5 separate regions of the Homo sapiens genome follow, and regions 2, 3, 4 and 5 are each linked to region 1. The links are chromatin loops, found by intact Hi-C in ENCODE. Cell type or tissue: A673. All regions are shown on one strand. Region 1 overlaps BASP1-AS1 (BASP1 antisense RNA 1). Region 2 overlaps MYO10 (myosin X). Region 3 overlaps MYO10 (myosin X). Region 4 overlaps MYO10 (myosin X). Region 5 overlaps BASP1-AS1 (BASP1 antisense RNA 1).

Region 1 (5,000 bases):
CAGTCCACAGACAACTGCCAGTTCACAAGAAACTATTCTTTGCTTCGTGGTGAAATGAAAGAAAAGTAAGGACAGATGTGCGTGTGTATGTGTATATACATGCATATTCACATTATACCTTTTACATAAAATATTTTCTCCTGGGAAGAAATGTCCTTGCTTTTAAAATTATGTCTTGTCTTTTGTGTTAAAGCATTCTTTCTTTTATGAACCAGTGATGGTAGGTGATGGTAGCTGATGGTAGCTGTTTCATTATTCCTTTTTTTTTTTTTTTTCAGACGGAGTCTTGCTCCATCGCCCAGGCTGGAGTGCAGTGGCGCAATCCCGGCTCATTGCAACCTCTGCCTCCTGGGTTCAAGCGATTCTCCTGCCTCAGCCTCCTGAATAGCTGGAATTACAGCTGTGCACCACCACGCCCAGCTAATTTTTGTACTTTTAGTAGAGGCGGGGTTTTGGCATGTTGGCCAGGCTAGTCTCAAACTACTGACCTCAGGTGATCCACCCGCCTCGGCCTCCCAAAGTGCCAGGATTACAGGCATGAGCCACTGCACCCAGCCCGTTAGTAGTTTATTTTTAACGCTATTACAGGGAAAAAAGTTTGTTGTTTTTTAAATTGGGCATCTTTCTTTAATCCCCCATTAAAAGCTTTCTTTATTCCTTGGCTTCTTTGTAAAATCTCGAAGTCTGGGAATCTCTGTCATAGCTTTACAGTCACTTTCAAGGAGCTTTCAGAACCCTCCAAAGCTGGGCCCCACGTAAGACAATCCTGGCTCGAATCACTTGACTTTGCCACCCTGCAGACTCCTGAAGCTACAACACCAGGAAGTGAGGTGAGGACTTTCACCTGAACCCCAATTACATCCACAGTGAGAGGGAACATGCGGGCGGCTGGAGAGCCTATCTTCTCTGAATCATCTGGGGATAAAGTCACAGGCAGGAAAGCAACAAGCAGGTGGCCTTTATCTGGGGATTGGCCATTCCTCCCCACATACTTGCCACAAGCCCTCTAGAATGGAATAGATGTCAAACTCTTGCTGAATGAGTTCATATTCCTACCCTGCTTTTAAATGTTTAAGTCATAATCATCTTAGTTTTAAAGCCTCATTATTGCGGTATTTTTAGCATTCTAGTTTTCCAGATACATATATCATGTTACCAACCACAGTTTAAAAGCTCTTATGGCAACTTACTCATGCGCGCATTTTATTCTCTTTAAATTCTCTCCTAAGATGAGGAAAAGGGGGGTGTAGAAAATTTCCTCTGAACAATCAGAGGATTGTACATAGACACAATTTGGTCATGTATTGAAGTGAACCTTAGCTGGGGAAAAATTAAAACCTAACAAGAAACAAAAGAGGAACCTACTGTAGAAAACAATGAGTTTGTTCAAATGCATTCTTAACATTTCTGTGAGTACTAATCAACCATGAGAAACTTGTATAGCATAAAAGTGTCCACTAGGAGGCACTGCAGTCAAAGCACACAGAAATAGACCCAAAACCCTTAATTTATGTAAACTCACGTGTTTTTATTAATATTGTCAATAGTGAACTGTTTTTGCAAAATGAGAGGTCACTATTTTTCAGACCTGATTAGGAAAAATTGCACAAGGCACTTCTTGCTGAAGAAAAAAAATCCATTTTCTGGCAGCAGGAGTTAGCTGACTCGTGGCAATCCAGAGTTGGCCTCTTACTAAGGTCAATATGCATGTGCTCAGGAAACTTGAACCCACACAAGAATGTGAACCAAGACGGTCAGGCCAGAGATAACATGCGGGTCTTGTAAATGTCAAACTTTGCTTCCTCTGCTCAGCTGAAAACATCCTCTTCTCTTTCCCTTATCCTCCTCCCACCCTACCACTCCTGATGATATCCATAAACAAAAAAATTTTAATGACTCGTAGAAGCTTTAAAATAGGAGGACATTTAATTTCATAACGCATCTGCGGTCACAAGCTGACTGCAGCTGAGTGAAGATACAACCTTTAGCAGTGCTCCCTGACTACAGGTCAAGTGGATGCTCTCCTTGTGACTGTAGCAGATGGAGGAGGAAAGGTAAAGGTGAATGCAAGAGGCTAGAAACATACATTGTGATCCCTTTTTTAAAGCCTTTGATTTTTTAAGATTAAACTAACCCATTTTTTTAAGTATATGATTTGTTCATTAAACTACAAATACATGTCTTGGATTGCAAGCTGAAGAGCAACTGAGAGCTAGGAGAGGCATGATAAGACCCAGGAAAGAAACTACAGCAAGGCGCCCTCATGTCGCTTAGAATACAATGCAGGTCCCTGTAGCTCCTGCTCCCTGAGCCTCCTGGCACGCCTGTTAAACAACCACTGCCTTATTCACGCAGAGAACTTGCCATGCTGGGGTCGCCCAGGGAAAGTGAAGTTTTGGTCAGTGTTTTGGGTTGAATTGTATGTCTTCTCCGAAAAAATATGTTGAAGTCCTAACCCCTCTTTACATGCCAATGTGACATTATTGGAAGGAGGGTCTTTGCAGTTGTCCTCAAGTTAAACTTCGGCCACTAGGTGGCGCTCATCCAATGTGACTGCTGTCTTTATAAGGAGAGGAGATTTGAACACTGAGATGCAGAGACAGAACGCGGTGGGACGACAGAGGGAGAGAGGGGGGTGATGCGTCCACTAGCCAAGGAACACCAAGGACTGTTAGCAGCTGGGAGAGATGGAAGGAGCTCCGGAAGAAACCAGGCCTGCCCACACCTTGATTTCAGACTCCTGTTCTCCAGAATTGGAGAAAATAGATCTCTTGTTTTAGGTCACCCAGTTTGTAGTCCTTCATTATGGCAGCCCTAGGAAACTCATGACCAAATCTGGAAAAAGTAGGCCGGGCACGGAGGTTCACGCCTGTAATCCCAGCACTTTGGAAGGCCAAGGTGGGTGGATCACCTGAGGTCAGGAGTTCGAGACCAGCCTGGGCAACATGGCAAAACCCCGTCTCTACTAAAAATACAGAAATTAGCTGGGTGTGGTGGCGGGCGCCTGTAATCCCAGCTACTCAGAGCCTGAGACAGGAGAATCACTTGAACCCAGGAGACGGAGGTGGCAGTGAGCCAAGATCGTGCCACTGCACTCCAGCCTGCACAACAGAGCAAAACTCCATCTCAAAAAAAAAAAAAAAATGGAAAAAGTAGAATGGAATTCTGGGAATGATAATCAAGAGAGGTTCAACTGCTGAAGCACGAAGTTTTAAGGCTTTTTTTTTCTGTGTCTTCTCCTTTTCTTCCCTATTTTCCGGTCTACTCAACCCCGATATTCCAATTTCTCAATATGAAATATTATTTTTAGTTATCTTTAAACGCACAGCTGTTGGTGATTTCTGGAGACATGCCCATTTTTTCCAGTCCATTTTGTAGATCTCCTCAAATACCTAAAAACTTCACAGTCCAGTTGGCATTTTTAAAGCACTTTGCTCCTTTGAGTTGCTCAAATTATTTGACATAAATGTTCCCTTATTCATGTCAGTTTAAAGGAAAAGATAAGTACAGATCTTATTTTAAACCTCAGGAAATATACAGCAAAGTTAAGCATCTTATAGTAAATCACGTTGCCTTTCAGCGAGTGAGCAGAGCCTGGTGGACGGACTCCCAACTGCCTGTATAGTCTTTTTAAAGTATTATACAATTATATTTTATTCTTTATTACCCACCTACAAGACAAGAATGAATAAATCCTCCAAAATGGTGGTCACTCAAGAGTTGCCTTTTGGGGACCTTTCTCTTTTTTTTGATAGAAATGCCTCTGATATTTTGAGAATTCATAAAATCTCAAACAAAATGGAGCGAGTACCTTGTCATGTTCTAATTCTCCAGTAACCACAAGAATCTTCCTTCCTCTCCATTCCATTCTGAGAAAGAGCCACTTCACCTCTCAGAATGATGGGAAAGATAAGGCACAAGCCAAGCCAAATCTTCTCCCCCAAATTCCCTGGCTCTACACGTCCCTGGGACAGGAAGGTCTCAGCTCGCTGACTTGGGCATCCTCTGTGTGCCACAGGTGGGGGATCACCATAGAGAGCCCTCGGTCGGACTCCCTCTGCCCCTGGCATTCTGCCTCCCAAAGTTAAGTGTCATCTTAAAGATGGAGCCACACCAGGGAAAATTCCCTTATCCTTGCTGTGTTTCAGCAGAAGTGAAACAGACTGGAATTTCCAAAGCTACTAAAGAAAGGAGAAAGGGAAATCAAAGAACATCAAGAAAATTTAACAAGCCTAAAACTCAGAAGCACAGAAACATGGCTGAGCGTGTCCACCGCTCACAGGCCCTGTGCCACCCCTCCTCCAAGCTCACGGGCTTGGTTCACATGATCAAGACCACCCTGTGGCTTCCTTGCTTCCCAGCTACAGAGTCATGGCCACTGAAAAGTGCCACCTCACCTCCCTGCCAAGTCTGTGTCCTAGACAACTAACTCCCTGGATCAGGGGCATTACTGAACTAAGACCAAATCTCCAGATGAGAGAGAGATTATCAGATTCTTCACATGCGATCCAGCTTGTGGGAATGCGGGTGGGGTATAGGAAGTGGTTCAGCCCCATATGGATCCTTATAATGGAAGAATTATGAAAAATATAACCACAGAATAAACATGACAGTCACACAAGATGAGTCAGGTACACACCACAAACTGTGTAGGTCTCAGTGAAAGTAGACTATCTGGCTGAGGTTGGAGGGTCCTAGGCTAGTGCTACGGGGAGACAAGGACATGGTAGACAGGAAGGAGGTGACCCAGGCAGGGAGAAGGAGCAGATAGATTAGGAGGTTGTTGCCAGAAAGTGGGGCAGGCCTGTGGTAGAAATGCATGCCCCAGAGTTAAGGAAGCTGGGAACTGTCAGGAGCAGGTTGTGTGGTGCCAAAGAACACTGACATTTTTCAAATGGTGGGGGATTTGAAAAGGCAAGTGAGCAGCCCAAATGTGATCATAGTTAACGTCGACTGAGTTACACCAGAAATGTGCTAGACACTTCATATGGATCTTCTCA
Region 2 (5,000 bases), 500 kb after region 1:
CTGCAGTGGCCTTATTTTTTTATTTTTATTTTTATTTTTTTGAGACCAAGTCTCACTCTGTTGCCTAGGCTGGAGTGTAGTGGCACAACCTTGGCTCACTGCAACCTCTGCCTCCCTGGTTCAAGCGATTCTCCTGCCTCAGCCTCCTGAGTAGCTGGGATTACAGGTGCCTACCACCATGCCTGGCTAATTTTTGTATTTTTAGTAGAGACAGGGTTTCACATATTGGCCAGGCTGGTCTCAAACTCCTAACCTCAGGTGATCCGCACACCTCAGCCTCCCAAAGTGCTGGGATTACAGGCGTGAGCCACTGTGCCTGGCCTGCAGTTTCCTTATAAGTGGAGGTGGTAGTGTTCTTGTTGGTTTGGGTTGGTTTTATAGTTATTTTCTTCAAGTCAGAATCCAAATGAGGTCTAGATGTTGTCACTGGTTTTTAGATCACTCAAGTCTCTTTTAATGTATAGATGCCCCTCTGCCTTTCTTTCACTTGCTGTTTGTAATGGAACATGTTAGCTCGCTTATCCCATGGTTTCTAGATTTCACCAACCCTATATGGGCATGTGTTTGAACGTGTTTCTCTTTCTCATTTGTTTCTTGTGAATTGGTCATTAGACCTAGAGAGTGATCGAGTTCAGGTTTTCTTTCTGTTTAAGAGTGCTTCACTTGTGTTGGTATTGATTTCTGTTAAGAAGGCTTAGAGTAGCTGGTTGTCCTCTTGTGATGTCAGCAGTAGTTCTGATCTTGATTTTTTTTTTTTTTTTTGATACAGAGTCTCGCTCTGTCACTGAGGCTGGAGTGCAGTGGCACCATGTCGGCTCACTGCAACCTCTGCCTCCAGGGTTCAAGTGATTCTCCTGCCTCAGCCTCCCGAGTAGCTGGGACTACAGGTGTGCACTACCAAGCTTGGCTAATTTTTGTATTTTTAGTAGAGACGGGATTTCACCATGTTGGCCAGGCTGGTCTCAAACTCCTGACCTGAAGTGATCCGCCTGCCTCATCCTCCCAAAGTGCTGGGATTATAGGCATGAGCCGCCACGCCCGGCCCTGATCTTGATTTTTTTTTAAATATTTCATCTCAGTGATTCTAGCTATGAGGTCAGATAATACTTATTTTCTAACCAGACTATTTTAGTTTTGTTGCTGTAAAATACATGTTTTATTGTGAACATTTGTACTTTTTTTTTTTTTTTTGAGACGGAGTCTCACTCTTTCGCCCAGGTTGGAGTGCAGTGGCGCGATCTCAGCTCACTGCAAGCTCCACCTCCTGGGTTCACGCCATTCTCCTGCTTCATCCTCCCGAGTAGCTGGAAGTACAGGTACCTGCCACCTCACCCAGCTAATTTTTTTGTATTTTTAGTAGAGATGGGGTTTCACCGTGTTAGCCAGGATGGTCTCGATCTCCTGACCTCATGATCCGCCCGCCTCAGCCTCCCAAAGTGCTGGGATTACAGGCGTGAGCCACCACGCCCGGCCGAACATTTGCACTTCTTTAGTTATCAGAGCAAGCTGGCTTTATGCCCCAAACCCTTCTTCATCAAACGTATTACTATCTCTGGTCTGATCCTAACATCTGCTGCTGTTTTACCCTGATTTTGTTAACCTGGTTCACCAATTTTATTTCTCTAGTGTTGTTTAGGGAGGGTTGCAGATGAGATCAAGATGGTATTGAGACCAAACACCCCAAATCCTGCGCCTCACTCCCAGCACCCCTGATGGAAATAATGTGCACATCTCAAGCAGAATTCAGACGCAGATGCCCTGGCCTTAAGCTGGGAGAGAGCTGTGATGAATTAGGGAAAGAGCTCACGCCGGGCCGAGGTTGGCTTTTGTAGATTTGAGAAAGGGTCCAAAGGAAGTTGCAGGCAGGAGTGGGGGCTGCTGCCCCTGGCCTGTCTGGGTCCTGAGCAGGGGTGGGCATTGGGCAGACCAGTGTGAGGGGAGAGAGCCTCTCCCCTAGAGAAGTCAGGGGAACCCTGCTATCCCTGGCCACACCAGCAGCCTCCTCCCTGGGCAGCAGAGATGAGACTGGCTCCCCCTAGAGGGTGTCTTCATCATTGCTAAAAGAAAAACCATTGTAGGTCCCTCCATGTCTTTTGGTGACGGGTTCCAGAACCACCACCCCACTCCCCACCCCACTGCAGCCATCAAAATCCCCAGATGCTCGAGTTCCTGCTATAAAAGGATGTAGTCATTGCATGTAACCTATGCATATTCTCCCACATGCTTCAAATCGTCTCTAGATTACTTACAATAGCTAGTATGTTGCAAATGCATTGTAAATAGTAGTTACACTGTATTGTTTTTTAATTTGTAGTATTATTATTTTTTAAATTGGATTTTTATTTTTGATCTGCTGCTGGTTGAATCCACAGGTGCAGAACCCACAAATCCTGAACTCGCAGATATGGAGAGCCAACTGTGTACCGTTTCGTCAGTAACAGACAGTTCCCAACTCTAGTCATTGGCTTCATTAGTTGCTTTCCTCAGTTATTCAGAATTTGGTGTTCCTGATGTGCGTTTGTTGCTTTTGCTTCTTTGCAGAGAGATCATAGATAACACCACCAAGGAGAATGGGATCGACATCATTATGGCCGATAGGACTTTCCACCTGATTGCAGAGTCCCCAGAAGATGCCAGGTGAGTCTGCGCTGTTGACTTTGTGTTACCCACATCCTGCTCCCTCATGCACAGGTGTGAGCATCACACAGAGCACTGTTTACTGTACTGGCCTTGAAAAATTTTAATTGACTTTTTTTGAAGAACCAAGAGTCATACGAGATTGATGCACTTGTCCCTTGGGGAATCTTTCCCTGGGCAAATGTGTTCAAGTACAGCACAGAGTTCAGGATTTCCAGCCTCCAGTGCCACTAGACAGATCCATTGTCACCTGTCTCTCAGGCTGTTACTGTCACCGGTAGCGTGTGTAAATTATACAGCTGCATGAAGCTGAAAATCTACCCTCTGGAAGCTTCTGAGCTTTGAAAGTGAATCATTTGTGTTTGCATAAGGACGAAAAAGGGCAGGGAGCAGTAACTAATGGCTGTTTAAGTAACTGATAGTGCTATGGCACTGGGGGGTTTTAAAGATCTTAATATTGAAGAATTCAACGGAAGAGGTACTAACTTACACAGAACTTACTATTAGCTTGGTGCAAAAGTAATCACAATTATATTTCAGGCTAATATTCTAAATGTTTCATACCTAAGTATTTCAGGAAGTATTCTAAATGCTTCATAAATATTAACTCTTTTGATTCTCTTGGATCCTGCAAGGTAGACATTAATTATTACCATCATCCATACTTTGCAGAATAAGAGACTAGGGTACAGAGAACGGTTAGTATCATTTGTAATGCAGTGCAACCTCAATTCTGTTGAATGGAGACATTGAACTTCTTAAAAACATTTGCTCCTAAGGAGCTTTAACTTTTGACTGAGATTAGAAGAGGGTGGAGGCCTTCATTGGCTGGGGCAAGTTGTCTGTAGCTTCCTGGACTTCAGGTTTCCATGCTGGAGTGCTGAGGAGACATAGCACAAAATTAAGGAGACTTAGCATTTGCTCTTCAGTGTGATGGATCACAGGGTCACCTTGTGGATCTGACACCGTGGAACGTCTGTCCTGTCTATTCCTGCAGCTTGTGAGTTTGTGAGTCTGCAGGGTTATGCTGGAGGTGTCTGAGCAATGCCAGAGAACATCTTTTTTTTTTTTTTCTTTTTTTTTGAGACAGAGTTTCTCTCTTGTTGCCCAGGCTGGAGTGCACTGGTGCAATCTTGGCTCACCGCAGCCTCCACCTTCCAGGTTCAAGCAATTCTCCTGCCTCAGCCTCCCAAGTGGCTGGGATTACAGGCATGCACCACCACGCCTGGCAAATGTTGTATTTTTTATAGAGATGGGGTTTCTCCATGTTGGTCAGGCTGGTCTCGAACTCCCGATCTCAGATGATCTGCCCATCTCAGCCTCCCAAAGTGCTGGGATTACAGGCGTGAGCCTCTTCCTGGCTGAGAACGTCTTTTAATTTACGAGGGTAACATCCAATAGCCGAATTCTTCAATTCTCAGCCCCAAGATCATTAGGACCTTCTAGTATGTTCTCAGGACCCCTCACTACCCCTTGCCCTTTGAATCTTTCTGAGTTGATACAGTACCATGATAGCAACATTAAGGGTAAAGACACCAGAAAATAATTCTTCCCATGGGAACAAACTAAAACACCTGCTTAGACCCATAAATTCTAACACAAACTGGAAAAACAAGCAAACCTGGAATTATAGCCCATCATTCTGTCTGGGACTCCTGGAGACCACATGTGGTTGTTTGTGGCCCAGGGAATGCCTGCAGCTTTTCAGCTGAATTATAGGCCCAGCGTTTGGCAGCTGCCCTGTCTGTTTTATGCCACGATGAACCTGCTAAATTTAACCTTTGGAATATTTTAGCCAAGGACTTTTTCTCCTGACCAGTGGAACACTATTTTAAAAAAATTCCTTTTCAGATTCCAAGTTATACTTGATTCAAGAGAAGAAATTTATAAATTTAAGAGTCTAATCTAGACAGAATTGAAAGTGCAACAAATTTGATGCCTTTGTGTATGTGATTCCTACAACTTGAATGTATGTCTTTTTCAATGTTTAATTTGGGATATTTTTGAGATGAGCAAAGCAATGAAGTCTTGCTGTTTGGTTAACCAGAATGGATAGTGCAAATTTATATTAAAGTGTTTTCCTTGTTGTATACAAGAGATATGCATATCTCTTGTATATGTTGAATATTTTCAAGCTTGTAGTCACATTTTTCTCCCTTAGGAAGCACGCGAGATAGATTTTAGTGCTTTGCTGTAAATCGTTTGCACAGCCTACCTTTACATATGGTGTCATTTTTTTAACTTAAACATGCCATTGGATACCAAGTACTTCCCCTCTGCCTTAAACAGTAGGAGTATATATATATTTTGTGTCTTATAAGCCCCCAGCAGGAGAAGGATACCCTAGCGTCTCTTTCATATTT
Region 3 (5,000 bases), 520 kb after region 1:
TCACACAAGGTTATTTCAGGGACCAAGTCACCGTTGGTGTAATGTCCTAATGTATAGGACATTGGATCAATTAATTACCACTGCTCTATATTTAAAAAAAAAAAAAAAAACTTGGATATTTGTTCCAGATCAAAGAGATAGAAACAATCTAATTGAGATTTTGATTAGCTATAGAAAAAGAAGTGTCTTTTCTTTTCTTTTTTTGAGACAGAGTTTTGCTCTTGTTGCCCAGGCTAGAGTGCAATGGCATGATCTCGGCTCATTGCAACATCTGCCTCCTGGGTTCAAGCGATTCTCCTGCCTTAGCCTCCTGAGTAGCTGAGATTACAGGCGCCCGCCACAACGCCTGGCTAATTTTTTGTACTTTTAGTAGAGATGGGGTTTCACCGTGTTGGCCAGGCTGGTCTCGAACTTCTGACCTCAGGTGATCCACCCGCCTCGGCCTCCCAAAGTGCTGGGATTACAGGCGTTAGCCACGGCGCCCGGCCAAGAATTTTCATATGATAGGATGAGGCATGACTCTTTCAAGTATTAACAACGCTGCAGAGGTGAGTTGGCAGCACAGTTGCTCCCAGTGAGACATTGGCTCTTTAGGGGTTTTTTGTATTTAAATTGAACTGCACAAAATGAAGCGGGCCCTTGCCAAGAAGTCACTGGTGCTTGCTCCATTCACCAGTGGGGGACCATTCACTGCTTTGGTCTACAGAACCTTGGCACAGCCTAGTTCCTCCCAGCAGCCAGCCCCCATCAGTCTAAAAATTAACAGTTAGTGTTTGCCTCCTAGGATACGGGAACAGTTTCCAGGAAGCGAGATGGAAAAATACGCTCTCTTCACTTACGAATCTCTTAAGAAAACCAAATGCCGAGAGTTTGTGCCTTCCCGAGATGAAATAGAAGCTCTGATCCACAGGCAGGAAATGACATCCACGGTCTATTGCCATGGCGGCGGCTCCTGCAAGATCACCATCAACTCCCACACCACCGCTGGGGAGGTGAGGAGAGGCAGCTGCTGCTTGTTCTGTTAGATGCCTTTGCTGCAGATACACCTGCGTCAGGAACATTGTGCAGCATTAGAGTGGCTGTCCTGCACAGTTGCAGTTTGCTTAGTACAGCTCTCAATACTAAGGAAATGCATGTAACCCAGAAGCAACCACACGAATATAGAGATAAAAATATATATATTGAGTGGAAACACAGAGATAAAGTACCTGAGACATAATCTTGCTAATCTGAGAAGCAGCTGAGTGTCTAGCAGAGCTGCAGACCTGGCTCAGGTCCAGCCACTTTGATGAGGGTTTATTGCAGTGCTTCTGCAACAAAGTGTTTGTTTGCACGTGACTAGCTAGATGAATATCAGATGAACACATTTTCTTTTTAAAATTTGAACTTACTATTATAAAACCAGTTGGCCAAAAGGGTGGTAATCCAATAACCACCACCCCGACCCCCACCCCCCAAGGCTTCTTATGGAAAAAAAAAAAACGTCATCTGGAGTCTCTGTTGTTCCTTGGAGTTCATAAATTTATCAGCCAAAAGACAGGACTGAAGCTTTTCACCCGCTTTTCCTGTTAATATAGGTTTGCAAGAAATCAGCCCAGCATCTGCCTCTACCGATGGGCAAAATACCCTGAGTTATTTTCAGCAAGAAAGAGATAAACCTAATCTCAAGAGAACAAAGGGAAAATAGTACTTTTGAAATTCTGGGATGACCACACGGGTAACATTTTTAGGAGGCTGGAGACGCCCTTGTGCCAGCAGCTCCCTCTGGGATCAGGTGATGGCACGTTCTGGGAACACGTGTTGGGGCCGCAGCCTGTGGAACTGAAGTCCCCCTGGTGTGTCTTCCAGGTGGTGGAGAAGCTGATCCGAGGCCTGGCCATGGAGGACAGCAGGAACATGTTTGCTTTGTTTGAATACAACGGCCACGTCGACAAAGCCATTGAAAGTCGAACCGTCGTAGCTGATGTCTTAGCCAAGTTTGAAAAGTAGGTTCCTTTTCCCTACTGTGTCAGAAGAGCAAATAAGAGAAATTGCAGAGCAGGGTTCAGGGTTTGAGCTTCCCATTCCATTTGTGGCTTCACGCTGTATTGGAGTTAGTTTTATTTTACCTGTGTTGATGCCTGTTTAACTTTGCATATCCGCTATTTTTCTCGATTCCTAGATAAAGCTACGGTCTTACGTGATGTAACTTGTCAGTGGTTTTTTACCCCATTCCTTTTCTCAGTTCCATGTTGGACCCGTCTGGGTATTTCTTGATTTTTTAGGTTTCCAGTTGTCATTAGCTTTGAAATTGGGCTGATTGACTGAAGCCAGCTTATAAACTCTTTAAACTATGTGTTATGTCTACAATATAAAATGGACCTACTTTTTTTTTTTTTTGAGATGGAGTCTTGCTCTGTTGCCCAGGCTGAAGTGCAGTGGCGCAACCTTGGCTCACTGCAACTTCTGCCTTCTGGGTTCAAGCAGTTCTCCTGCCTCAGACTCCCGAGTAGCTGGGATTACAGGCATGTACTACCACGCCCAGCTAATTTTTGTATTTTTAGTACAGATGGGGTTTGGCCATGTTGGTCAGGCTAGTCCCAAACTCCTGACCTCAGGTGATCCGCCCACCTGGGCCTCCCAAAGTGCTGGGATTACAGGCGTGAGCCACTGCACCTGGCCTGTAGACCTACGCTATTTGATCTGTGACTTCATATCCTCGAAGTAGCGCGAAGGTATTCCTGCTTAGTATAAACACAGCCCTCATACAAGAGTATTCACATCAATTTTTATAAATGTTATCATAATGTATCTGAGGCTTGGTAAAGGTAATAAAGAAACAGGCTTTTGTTTCTTTTCTTCCCGTGGACTCAGCATAATGCTTAGCTGGTACTAATTCGAATGCGGCTCTCTGAAAACACTTGTTAGCTGGTTAAACTAGGGGCTGCCTGTTTGTTTTCTTAAAGCAAAATCAGGATGAAAGTACGTTTTTTCACTCTGTTTATTCCTCTATCCCCATCTCTATCCACTGTTTTCTGGGCCCGGACAGAATGTCTGTGTCCTTAGAATACACCATGTAAAGTCAGGTCCCTGCGGGTCACTGAAGGCCCTTCTCGTTCATATTCTGAGCCTCTCTTGACTCCTCTCTGTAGGCTGGCTGCCACATCCGAGGTTGGGGACCTGCCATGGAAATTCTACTTCAAACTTTACTGCTTCCTGGACACAGACAACGTGCCAAAAGACAGTGTGGAGTTTGCATTTATGTTTGAACAGGTAAAAGGAATAGTTAGAAACAGATTTCTTTGCCGGCAAGCAAGGGTGAAACCTGTTAATACTTAGCCTTGTAAGTTAACTGGTACTTAGAAATGAGGCACACCTGTGGATTTCCCAGCAAAGACAAGACCAGCTGCTCTTTCATTCGTTTGTAGAATGAAACCTGCTACACATTTTATTTGAACCTCCGTTCCAGGGACTGTTCTAGTTGACAGGAGAGAGAGCACAAGGAATAAAATATGTGACGTGTGTTAGATGGTATCTGTGCTAGGGAGAAAATTAAATTTAAAGCAGTGAGCCAGGGGTGAGGGTACAGTTTTAGCCAGGGCAGTCAGGGAAGGTGAGTTTGAGAGAAACCCTCATGAAGTGAGGGAGCAAGCGACGTGGGCATCCCATGGCATGGCAGTGCGTTGACCGGAAAGCTGTTGACTGTCTCCTTTCAGGCCCACGAAGCGGTTATCCATGGCCACCATCCAGCCCCGGAAGAAAACCTCCAGGTTCTTGCTGCCCTGCGACTCCAGTATCTGCAGGGGGATTATACTCTGCACGCTGCCATCCCACCTCTCGAAGAGGTTTATTCCCTGCAGAGACTCAAGGCCCGCATCAGCCAGTCAACCAAAACCTTCACCCCTTGTGAACGGCTGGAGAAGAGGCGGACGAGCTTCCTAGAGGGGACCCTGAGGCGGAGCTTCCGGACAGGATCCGTGGTCCGGCAGAAGGTCGAGGAGGAGCAGATGCTGGACATGTGGATTAAGGAAGAAGTCTCCTCTGCTCGAGCCAGTATCATTGACAAGTGGAGGAAATTTCAGGGAATGAACCAGGAACAGGCCATGGCCAAGTACATGGCCTTGATCAAGGAGTGGCCTGGCTATGGCTCGACGCTGTTTGATGTGGAGGTGAGAACTGGCTGCCGTGTGTTGGGGTGGGCTGGGTGCTGGCATCTGAGAACATGGATCACGGCCAAGTTCATGTGGAGAGAAGACAAGATGGAGCATTTTGCTCTCTCAACCTCTTTTATTCGAGCCCCCAGAATTGTACCATTAACGCCTCCCTTCTCCTCACAGTTTCTCTTCTCCTGTGTAGTAAACACATCTGTAATATTAGGAATGAATGCAAAATTAAGATGTCATCTATTCTTCTACCCTTCCTTAGGGAAGCTATAGATCTAATTTTTTAAACACTGATAAAAATCTACATTTAAAAAAATGTTATAGCTGTATATACAAATTAGAAACTTTGGATATACTTGCATTTTACTTTGTTTTTTCTTTACAGCCATCTGTTTGAAAGGAAGAATGTCTATCTCGTAATGGAATTTAGCCATTGGCATCAACCCAGTACTGATTTTTGTTTTGTTTTAAGTAGACCGCTTATTGAAAAGAAATCTTACTAATTGTCTAGATGAGAGTTTGGCAAACTGGTCTGTGGGTCAGATCTTGCCTGCCTCCTTTTTTCTAAACAAAGTTTTATTGGAACACAGCCAAGCTCATTCCTTTAGATATATTCCCTGGCTGTTTTTGTACAGAGTTGAGTAGTTGTGACAGAGACCATGTGATCCACAAAGTCTAAAAATCTTTACTATGCAGCCCTTAACAGATAAGTGTGCCAGCTCATCGTCTAGATTAGCTTCCATTTTTTATGATCACAGTAATTCAGCGTATATCTGATGACTTTATATTGAGGCTGTATAAAATTCTAAATATTATAAATTCTAGAATCCGTGGGTGGCTTTTCATTAGGTGATGTTT
Region 4 (5,000 bases), 400 kb after region 1:
TTTTTTTAGTGGGTGAGAAGGCACTTGGCATGTCTATTTTAGCTGAGTCGTACTCGCTTTTACAAAGAAACTATTAGGAGCCCCAATATCAGCTCCTTTATTACTAGAAACTGTCTAAAAAAGTAGTAGAATTTCTTTTTTTTTTTTTTGAGTTGGAGTTTCGCTCTTGTTGCCCAGGCTGGAGTGCAATGGTGCGATCTCAGCTCACTGCAACCTCCGCCTCCTGGGTTCAAGTGATTCTCCTGCCTCAGCCTCCCGAGTAGCTGGGATTACAGGCATGCGTCGCCACCACCCCAGCTAATTTTGCATTTTTAGTAGAGACGGAGTTTCTCTGTGTTGGTCAGGCTGGTCTTAAACTCCCGACCTCAGGTGATCCGCCTGCCTCAGCATCCCAAAGTGCTGGGATTACAGGCGTGAGCCACCGCTCCCGGCGAGTATTTTTAAAATAAATATTTATTGGCTGGGCACAATGGCTCACACTTGTACTCCCAGCACTTTAGGAGGCCAAGGAGGGTGGTTCACTTGAGTTCAGGAGTTGGAGACCAGCCTGGCCAACATGATGAAACCCCATTTCTACTAAAAATGCAAAATCAGCCAGGCGCGGTGGCTCATGCCTATAGTTCCAGCTACTTGCGAGGCTGAGATGGGAGGATCACTTTAACCCGGAGGTGGAGGTTGCAGTGAGCTGAGATCACACCACTGCACTCCAGCCTGGGTGACAGAGTGAGACTCCTTCTCAATAAATAAATAAATAAAATTTCTTAATTTTTATTATTAACATTCAAATTGACCTCATCACATGTATGCTATTGACATCCTGTTGGAGTTTGTTAATTATTTCTATTGGACCTGTGCTCTAGTGATGATCCTCACACCCCTGGGTGATACTCAGAGCAGACGGGATGCATGTCAGTCTCTTCTAGTGAGGTTTCCGTGGAGGCGCCAAGCATTTCTTCATTCATTTCTCCTCGCAGGAGTTCACTCACGGGGTATAGTTGTTACTGAGGAGCCACAGTCTTGTAAAGCTGCCAGTGTGAACGAAGATTCCGACATCTGCTTCAGATGGCTTTCTAGTCCCAACTTGTGGCAACTTGGCTCTCGTCCTCAGAATAATTATATTATTTCCTCAGAATAGTTATTATGTTATTTCAGGAGGAATGGGAAAGGGAGAGGAAAGGGTGGTTTGGATTTGGCGGGTGATGTCGGGGGAGGGGGGGACACTAAAAAGACCCCTCTCTCCGGATTTCCGATTCAGTGGAAGTAAGACCACAGGAGACATATGGAGAGCCATATGTCAGCCTAAGACTCCCAGCCAAGTGGGCCTGTGAGCACTGCAGCCCCGAATCACACAGACAGACCCACCTGGTCATGGGTATAGCCAGGTAACTGGTGGCCATGATGACTGTGGGAAACTGATTCCCAGATGGTGGAGAAAAGCAGGCAGGTGCTGCCTTTCTCCTTTCACCCCAGAGCACTTAGAGCAGCCCCCCGCCCCCCGCTCCTGTGGGGAGGGACTGGGGTTGGGGGAGGACAGAGGTGCCAGAGGAGGCCCCTCTGAAACCCTGGGGCAGGGAAATGGATGGAGAATGTTAGCATTATCCCATGTGAGAGCTGATTGAGGATGGATAAGAAATAATGGCTCATGGTTTCTGAAGGATTCTGCGTGTTGGACTCTGTGCCAAGAGCTTGCCAGGCATCGGCACATTGAAACCCCTGACAGCCCTTTGATTTGGGTGCTCTATGATGATATCTGCAGGTGCCACACACGGAAAGCCATTTGCAGGGGTTGTGTTCTTCTCACTGGCAGTTTTTACCCGTTATCTTTTTTGTAGTTCCTTTTTTTTTTAAACAAATGGGGATTACATGTATATGAACAGCTGAATTCTGTCTCTGTCTCTGTCTGTCTCTGTCTCTCCCTCTCTCTCTCTCTCTCTCTCTCTCTCTCTCTGTGTGTGTGTGTGTGTGTGTGTATGTATGTGTGTGTCTAACAGGAGGGGAGCATATGGGCAGAGGTACTGTCTTCTCGTTACCTAAAGTCTAACAGGACTAATAATGTGTTGGGCCATAGAAACAACTTGGATAGAGGGACTGTCAGTGTATTCAGTTAAACAGATAGGGATCATAACGGCTTGCAGTTAATCGAAATGAAGCGGCTGCTTAATATAGAAACAGCTTTTAAGATTCACATACCCAATAAAACAATTTAATCTGTGACTAGAACCACTATTTGTGGGCTCTTCTAAATGACTTCATAAAAGTTCTGGAGTTAGAATTTAAAGATCATTATTTCAGCATACAGAATATAATTTAAGAAGATTAACAGAAGGGAAGAAAACAATCTATTTTAACAGATCAAGTTGGTGTCCACACTTAGATCCTTAAATAATTGCCATTGATAATTGCTTGTATTTATTACATTCAGTGGAAAAAATGAGAGCATGACTAATATATCATTTGCTAGACAGAGCCGCTAAAGAAGAAAGCGAAACATCAAATGAGATCATTGTGCATATGTGTATGTGTGTGTGTGTGTGTATGTATGTATTAAAACGGAAGGAGGTTGGCATTTTCATGGTATTTAAAAATAAGGGGGAGAGGGGGGTGGATCCCAAACAGAAAGCTCCAATTATGCAATGCTGATGTGAACAGAGTAACTGTATTTATCTAAATTAATTCAGGAAACAGAGACTTTAAGAATAGATTTCTCATTAAAATGTGTTTTAGTTTTAATAGCTCTCTTCAGCAGTTTTTTAAAGTGGGGGTTGAAGCTGTGGGAATTAAGAGAAAATGGAATATAGAAATAGGAGTTGCTGGACGTAGGAGCCCTGTTTAGATTTCCTTGGGCATGATCTGCCCCCTGCTGGCTAAAATGTGTTTTACTACTTTAAAAACATTCTCATGCTTGAGAAAATAAGCCTGTTTGAATTATATAGGACTTCATAGATCAATTTTTCTCTCGCTTTATAAGTGAACATCGATTGGATAGGCTCCTCTGCTACTTGGTGGCAATGCCAGGTCCCTGGGCTTCTAGTCCAAGCCTCTTCCTTTGATTTCATTTTCAAGGTTGTTGCCTCTCTTAAGGTCTAGTTTTAATTTTGCCATTTTTGTGTACATTTAAATGAATGCTCATGCTATTACAGTTTTGAATATATGTGTGTGTGTGTGTGTATATATATATATATATAAATTTAAAACTTACTTGAATTTTCCATCTCATAAGGTCAGTGTTTGACTTTGGTTGATCTCTAGTACATTTGACATTGACTCTAGTTTTTCATACACCGTATAGGCCAGACAGGGTTTAGTTTATTATGGTGTATTAGTCCGTTTTCACACTGTTGATAAAGATATGCTCGAGACTGGGCAATTTACAAAAGAAAGAGGTTTAATTGGAGTTACAGGTCCACGTGGCTGGGGAAGCCTCACAATCATGGTGGAAGGCAAGGAGAAGCAAGTCACGTCTTACATGGATGGAAGCAGGCAAAGAGACAGTGAAGAAGATGCAAAGGCAGAAACCCCTGATAAAACCATTAGATCTCATGAAACCCACTCACTACTGCGAGAACAGCATGGGGAAACCACCCTCATGATTCAGTCGTCTCCCACCAGGTCCCTCCCACAACATGGCGGGAACCATGGGAGTACAATTCAAGATGAGATCTGGGTGGGGACACAGCCAAACCATATCATGTGGTCTTTGCAGTACATATGACTTCTTAAGGTGTATAATACAGACAAGGCCTGTGGCTAATTCATCTTTGCAGCCTGGTACCCAGCACAGTGTCTGGGAGAGGACCAGCATTCAACAGCTGCCAATCAAAGGATGAATATACAGAATGACTGTTGGTTCAGGATCTTTGCTTGCTTTGTGTGTTTTGGTTTTTCAAAACTTGAGTGATTTCTACTTAACCATGTCCTGGACTGGTAATTGAGTGTTTGGTCTTTTTCTATTTCTAGAAATACATTTAGAGGTGATAGTGTTGGAATGCGGAACAAAACTTGCATCCTCGATTAGAAAGGCACCAAGCAGAATAAGGCATGGGGGCGTGCTCTTGTAATATAGCAGATGAAAGAGGTGGAGTGGGAAACACAAAGAAAAAGGAACTGAAATTCATCGAGAAGACTTATTCTTGTGTATTCCTCAGAGGGGCCCAAGAGGCATTTTCTGTAGGGAAGCCGAGGCCCAGAACTGTTTGGTTGGCTTGCTGAAGAAACTTTAGCTATTGGCAACAAACATAGGATTTGAACTTCAGTCTCTCTGCCTGTGAAGTCTGTATTTCTGTTTTTTGTTTGTTTTTTGAGATAGAGTCTTGCTCTGTTGCCCATGCTGGAGTGCGGTGGCACAATCTCGGCTCCTCCTCCCAAGTTCAAGCAATTCTCCTGCTTCAGCCTCCCAGGTAGCTGGGGTTACAGGCGTGCACCATCATGGCTGGCTAACTTTTTTTTATCGTATTTTTACGATATGAGGTTTCACCATGTTGGTCAGGCTGGTCTCCAACTCCTGACCTCAAATGATCTGCCTGCCTCAGCCTCCCAAAGTGCTAAGATTACAGGCATGAGTGAAGTCTGTATTTCCAGAACAGAATCCTACTTTCTGGTACAGCTTCCAAACAAAAGGGCTTTGTTTGGCTTGCTAAGACCTTTGGAGTTAATCTTTTAGGCAGTAGAGAAGTTTCCCAAGTTCATCTAACAATTGAAGGAATGATCCGATTTATATTTTGAGAAAATCATGTGGATCAAGGGAATTGATTTCTAAGTAGTGTTATAGATGGCAGCAAAAAGTTTTGTGTAAAGAGCCAAAGAGTGTATATTTTAGGCTTTGTGGGCGAAAGCACCTCTGTTGCAACTAATCAACTCTGCCCTTGTAGTGTGAAAGCACTCAGTATGCAACGCACAGCCTGCACTGTGTTCCAATAAAACTTTATTTATAAAAACAGGCAGCAGGTCAGAGTTGAGGACCATTGTTTGCTGACACATGGGCTGGATCTAGAAAACTGCCA
Region 5 (5,000 bases), 56 kb after region 1:
TAATAATATATTTTATTTAACCCAATATAGCCAGAGTAATATAATTTCATTTTTCCTTTTTTTGCTTTGTTTGTTTTGTTTAGAGACAAGATGTTGTCTGTCATCCAGGCTAGAATGCAGTGGCATGATCATAGCTCACTCCTGGGCTCAAGCAATCGTCCTGTCTCAGCCTCCTAAGTAGATGGGACCACAGGAGCCCACCACCATGGCCCAGTTAATACATTTTCTTTATTATATATATTTTTTAGAGATAGGGTCTCACAGTGTTGCCCAGGCTCATCTCCAACTCCTGACTTCAAGTGATCCTCCCACCTTGGCCTCCCAAAGTGATGAGATTGCAGATGTGAGCCACTGTACCTGGCCAGTAATATCAATATGTAACAAATATAAAAATATAGTGACATATTTTACATTCTTTCATATTAAGACTTCCAACCTGGTTTGTATTTTACACTTACAGCGCATCTCAAAGATGCTGCAGGCTCGATAGCCACAGGTGGCTAGTGGCTACCTGTTGGACCATGTTGAATAAGGACACACCTCACTCCTAGAAAACCACTGATTCCTAAGACAGCACTTTAGGGAAGGGGACAATGACAAGGATAAAAGCTCTACATTATTTGTCCATATCTGAGTATTTAAACCACACCAATAAACGATAATAAATCTTGCCATATAATAAAAGGGTAAGGATTTAAGATCAGAGCCCAGGAAGACTTCCATCATGAGGAGGCTGCCATGCCAATTAAAACAAAACTAAATTTTATTTTAATTTTATTGTACTGTTTATTTTTGAGACAGATTCTTACTCTGTTGCCCAGGCTGGAATGCGGTGGCTCGATCTCGGCTCACTGCAACCTCCGCCTCCAGGGTACAAGTGATTCTCAAGCCTCAGCCTCCCGAGTAGCTGGGACCACAGGCATACACCACCACACCTGGCTAATTTTTGTATTTTTAGTAGAGATTGGATTTCTCCGTGATGGCCAGGCTGGCCTTGAACTCCTGGCCTTAAGTGATAGGCCTGCCTCAGCCTCCCAAAGTGCTGGGACTACAGGCATGAGCCTCTGGGCCCAGCCCATCAAAGAAACTAAGTTTTAGATTAACTAATACGACTTGATGCTGAAGAAATGTAGTTCTCTTTTTTAAAAAAAGTTATTAGGTCTTCTTTAATTTATTTTATCAACACTTTGTAATTTAGCAAAAACCTGTATAAGAATATTCAGGCCGGGCACAGTGGCTCACACCTGTAATCCCAGCACTTTGGGAGGCCAAGGTGGGTGGATCACCTGAGGTCGGGAGTTCAAGACCAGCCTGACCTACATGGAGAAACCCTGTCTTTACTAAAAATACAAAATTAGCTGGGCATGGTGGCACATGCCTGTAATCCCAGCTACTTGGGGGGCTAAGGCAAGAGAACCACTTGAACTCGGAAGCTGGAGGTTGCAGTGAGCCAAGATCACATCATTGCACTCCAGCCTGGGCAACAAGAGTGAAACTCTGTGTCAAAAAAAAAAGAAAAAAGAATATTCATAGTAGCTCTTATTCCCAAGAGCTAAACAACTGAAAACAAGCCAAATGTCCCTCAGTGGGCAAATGGTTAGACACACTGTGGTCTAGCCATACCATGGAATAGACAACAACTTGAATGGATCTCAAGGGAATTATGCTGAGTGAAAAAAAAGTCCATCTCAACAAGTTATGATTCCATTTATATAACATTTTACAATAACCGAACTATAGCGATAGAAAACAGATTCATGACTGCCACAGGTAGGAGTGGGAGGAAGAGAACTTGGGTGTAGACATAATGGGGTAGCCTGGGCTAATGGCACAATTCTGTATCTTTTTCTGAGACAGGGTCTTGCTCTGTCACCCAGGCTGGAGTGCAGTGGCGTGAGTGCGTGATCATGGCTCACTGCAGCCTTGATCTCCCAGGCCCAAGTGATCCTCCCGCCTTAGCCTCCTGAGCAGCTAGGACTATAGGTGCTGCCATCACACCTGACTAGTTTTTTAATTTTTTTGTAGAGATAGGGTCTCCCTATATTGCCCAGGCTGGTCTCAAACTCCTGGCCTCAAGCGACCCTCCTGCCTCAGCCTCCTGCAGCGCTGGGATTACACATGTGAGCTACTGTGTCAGGCCACAATTCTGTATCTGACTGTAGTTACAGGTACATGAATGTATACATGTGACAAAATTGCACAGAACTTTATACACACACACACACACACACAAATGAGTGTTTGTAAAGCTAGTAAATGCAATTAAATCTCTATGGATTGTACCAATATCAGGTTCCTAATTTCTATAATGTGTCTGGTTATATGGACATGACCATCAGACAAGGCTGGGTGACGGGTATGTTGGATCTCCCTGTACATTTTTTTTTTTTTTGCAACTTCTTGCAAATCTATAATTATGTCCTTAAAACAGAAAAGTATACCCTAAAACAAAAGATCTTTAGGAAAAGAAAGAGTTGCTTAGCAAAGCCAGGCCTACAGATAGCAGCTTGAGTAGAAAACCGAAGAACAGGCTTCTCAGAGCCCAGTGAAGAAAGAAGCGTTGGCCAAACACCCATTTCTTAACTCCAGAAGTAAATGCAGGAGACACAAGGAGAGAAATAATTGATTTTGTGCAAACCAAACCAGTTCTGATCCCAGCCCCCTGTGTTCTAACTACAGGAGTGTACTGCTTTTCAAATCCACAATGTTTTATGGCCTTAACGAGCCAAGCTGTGTAATTATCATCACACTATGATGCCACACCTAATTTTAAAATCCCACAATAAAGTCACAGCAGGAAGAGGACAGTTACAAAAGCTATATGATGTGATTGTCATTCGGCTTCCGCTACAGTTAAAATTAATCTGTTTCTTTTTAGAGTCTCAATTCTTTCAGAGTATATGTTAAAACACTGCTTCTTTTATGTGTGTTATATTTTTCCTAATGGTAAAACATTGGTAAAAATCAGTTTGAGTGAGGCTTAGTCTAGCTAAAACTAAGCCCTGAAACTGATTCACGGAACACAGCTTGTATTTTTTAATCTGACCACAAGAGGGCTTCTGTTTTTCCTAGTACTAAAAAGGCAGCAGAGTAATCTTTAATTTAGAATATGCAAATATCTTACAAGGGAAAATGAGTTTTAAACCAAGCCCTCCCTGCAAACACCAAGATTTGACTAACTGACTATACAGTTTTTTGTTTTGAGACAAGGTCTTGCTCTGTCACCCAGGCTGGAGTGCAGTGGCATGATCACAGTTCACTGCAACCTCTACCTCCCAGGCTCAAGCCATCCTCCCACTTCAACCTCCTGAGTAGCTGGGACTACAGGCATGCACCACCACATCTGGCTTCTTTTTATTTTTTATTTTTTTATTTTTTTTAGAGAAGACGTCACTATATTGCCCAGGCTGGTCTTGAACTCCTGGACTCAAGTGATCCTCCCGCCTCAACTTCTCAAAGTGCTGGAATTACAGGCGTGAGCCACCATGCCTGACCAACTATACCGTTTTGTAAAAAGTGAAATTTACTGAAGAATGTCTATAAAATATACTTCAAAACTCGGTTTTCCTTTTTTAAATTTGACATATAAATGATGAAAACTAGCCAACCACTTATAAAGCATGTTGATGATTTCATTTCCCAGTTGGCAAATGAAATAGGACCAAGTGCCGTCTTTCTTTTTGTTAGCTTTGTTATTAACATATATAGCTCAGCATCGTGCTCTGAGCATATTGCTGTTATTGTTCAATAACAGCTCTACAGCCAATGGTTCCTTATACATTATTTAAGATAATTCTGTGATGCCAGAAAATGAATTTCCCTAAGTGTACCCTCTCCACCCACACTAACCTTTATTTATAGGTTTCAGTCGATTTGATTATAAAGCAAAGGTTTGGGAAGAAAGACTCATATTCCTCCTGAGATGCAACCTCAAGTCTTAGGAAAAGAAAGTTTTGAACTCAGGTTCCGGGAATGTGGAAGAGGAAGCTCTTAAAGGGCAAGTAGACTTTGCAACATGCTCGTTTTCAGGATTCTCCTCCTTTGTCCTCAACCCTGCCCAGTGTTCCCCTAACTCCACCTAAGCCACTCCATAAAGTTAGGTCCCATTCCTCTATTCCTTCACTACTAATGACAGCTAATAGAGCTAAACAGAATACCACAATAAGCCAGAAGCTGCCTTTTTTTATTATTATTATTATTCATTGCCCAATTTGTAGAACTCTCTGAATTCAATTAAAGTTTGGCAAAGCCTGTGCAAATGAAACCAAGTACCTATTTTTTGCTCATCATAAACCCAAAAGTTTTCTAGAGAACTAACTGAAAGAGATTTTCACCAAATCTTTTTATTTTTTTAATCTAGAGAATACAATTGAGAACCAAATCAATAAATATCCTCAACTGTTACCTTTGTTATAAGGGAACTACGATGAACCGTGCTTGCCCCACATTTACCCTAGCAGCAACTATGCTTTTTCTATCTCTGGCCTTACCCTGCCTTCCTGCCTCCAGAGTCTGAGATGGAGAAAGGCAAAGTCAGATGGAGGATAGAGCTGGGCAGGGAGTTGCTGCCAGCAACAATTGGAGTTGCTGGTTTGCTTTCAACACTGACCCCACTTTATTGGCCATGAGTTAAGGCAGTCAAATGGGCATCTAGGAAACATGACCAAGATCTGCATTAGGGAAGCAAAGCAGATTAAAAGGCACAATTGCTGGCCAGGCATGGTGGCTCACACCTCTAATCCTAGTGAGAGGTGAAGCCAGTTGGACTTCCTGGGTCGAGTGGGGTGGGGTCTTGGAGAAATTTTCTATCTAGCTAGAGGATTATAAATGCACCAATCAGCTCTGTGTCTAGCTAAAGGTTTGTAAACGCACCAATCAGCACTCTGTAAAAACGCACCAATCAATGCTCTGTGTCTAGCTGAAGGTTTGTAAATGCACCAATCAGCACTCCGTAAAACGGACTGATCAGTGCTTTGTAAAATGGACCAATCAGCAGGATG

What was found. Hi-C counts contacts between places; a loop is a spot of excess contacts. Peaks named below come from ENCODE experiments on the same cell type or tissue, not always from the same donor. Only the 100,000 strongest peaks of a DNase experiment are listed, where the experiment ranks them.
Region 2: a loop joins it to region 1, with 8 times the contacts of the local background. A loop is called at or near these places in 26 of 110 quality-filtered maps.
Region 3: it touches region 1 in a loop (5-fold over the local background); 14 of 110 quality-filtered maps call a loop at or near these places.
Region 4: a loop joins it to region 1, with 9 times the contacts of the local background. A loop is called at or near these places in 99 of 110 quality-filtered maps.
Region 5: it touches region 1 in a loop (5-fold over the local background); 19 of 110 quality-filtered maps call a loop at or near these places.

The regions. Positions count from the first base shown.
Region 1 is chr5:17,187,133-17,192,132 of GRCh38, reverse strand. All of the region lies in intron 1 of BASP1-AS1 (BASP1 antisense RNA 1), which reads left to right. Among named protein-coding and RNA genes, the nearest start is that of BASP1-AS1, 28 kb to the left of the region's middle. RefSeq lists a silencer at 1,559-1,853. In A673, CTCF peaks have their summits at 1,267, 1,469 (motif pointing right), 2,313 and 2,515 (motif pointing right); DNase peaks (open chromatin) are centred at 1,132, 1,462 and 2,562; H3K27ac peaks cover 4,523 bases.
Region 2 is chr5:16,687,461-16,692,460 of GRCh38, reverse strand. It overlaps MYO10 (myosin X), which reads left to right. Exons shown (of 41, transcript NM_012334.3): 28 at 2,542-2,637. Among named protein-coding and RNA genes, the nearest start is that of RETREG1, 73 kb to the right of the region's middle. In A673, CTCF peaks have their summits at 1,837 and 2,039 (motif pointing left); a DNase peak (open chromatin) is centred at 2,030.
Region 3 is chr5:16,669,674-16,674,673 of GRCh38, reverse strand. It overlaps MYO10 (myosin X), which reads left to right. Exons shown (of 41, transcript NM_012334.3): 36 at 785-992; 37 at 1,849-1,985; 38 at 3,132-3,252; 39 at 3,696-4,148. Among named protein-coding and RNA genes, the nearest start is that of RETREG1, 55 kb to the right of the region's middle. In A673, no CTCF peak of the experiment used is centred here; no DNase peak of the experiment used is centred here.
Region 4 is chr5:16,789,081-16,794,080 of GRCh38, reverse strand. The region is part of intron 4 of MYO10 (myosin X); the gene reads left to right. Among named protein-coding and RNA genes, the nearest start is that of MYO10, 140 kb to the left of the region's middle. In A673, a CTCF peak has its summit at 2,866 (motif pointing left); a DNase peak (open chromatin) is centred at 2,660; H3K27ac peaks cover 3,133 bases.
Region 5 is chr5:17,130,762-17,135,761 of GRCh38, reverse strand. It overlaps BASP1-AS1 (BASP1 antisense RNA 1), which reads left to right. Exons shown (of 3, transcript NR_027253.1): 3 at 3,862-5,000. Among named protein-coding and RNA genes, the nearest start is that of MIR10522, 23 kb to the left of the region's middle. In A673, a CTCF peak has its summit at 3,062 (motif pointing right); DNase peaks (open chromatin) are centred at 2,841 and 2,951; H3K27ac peaks cover 3,239 bases.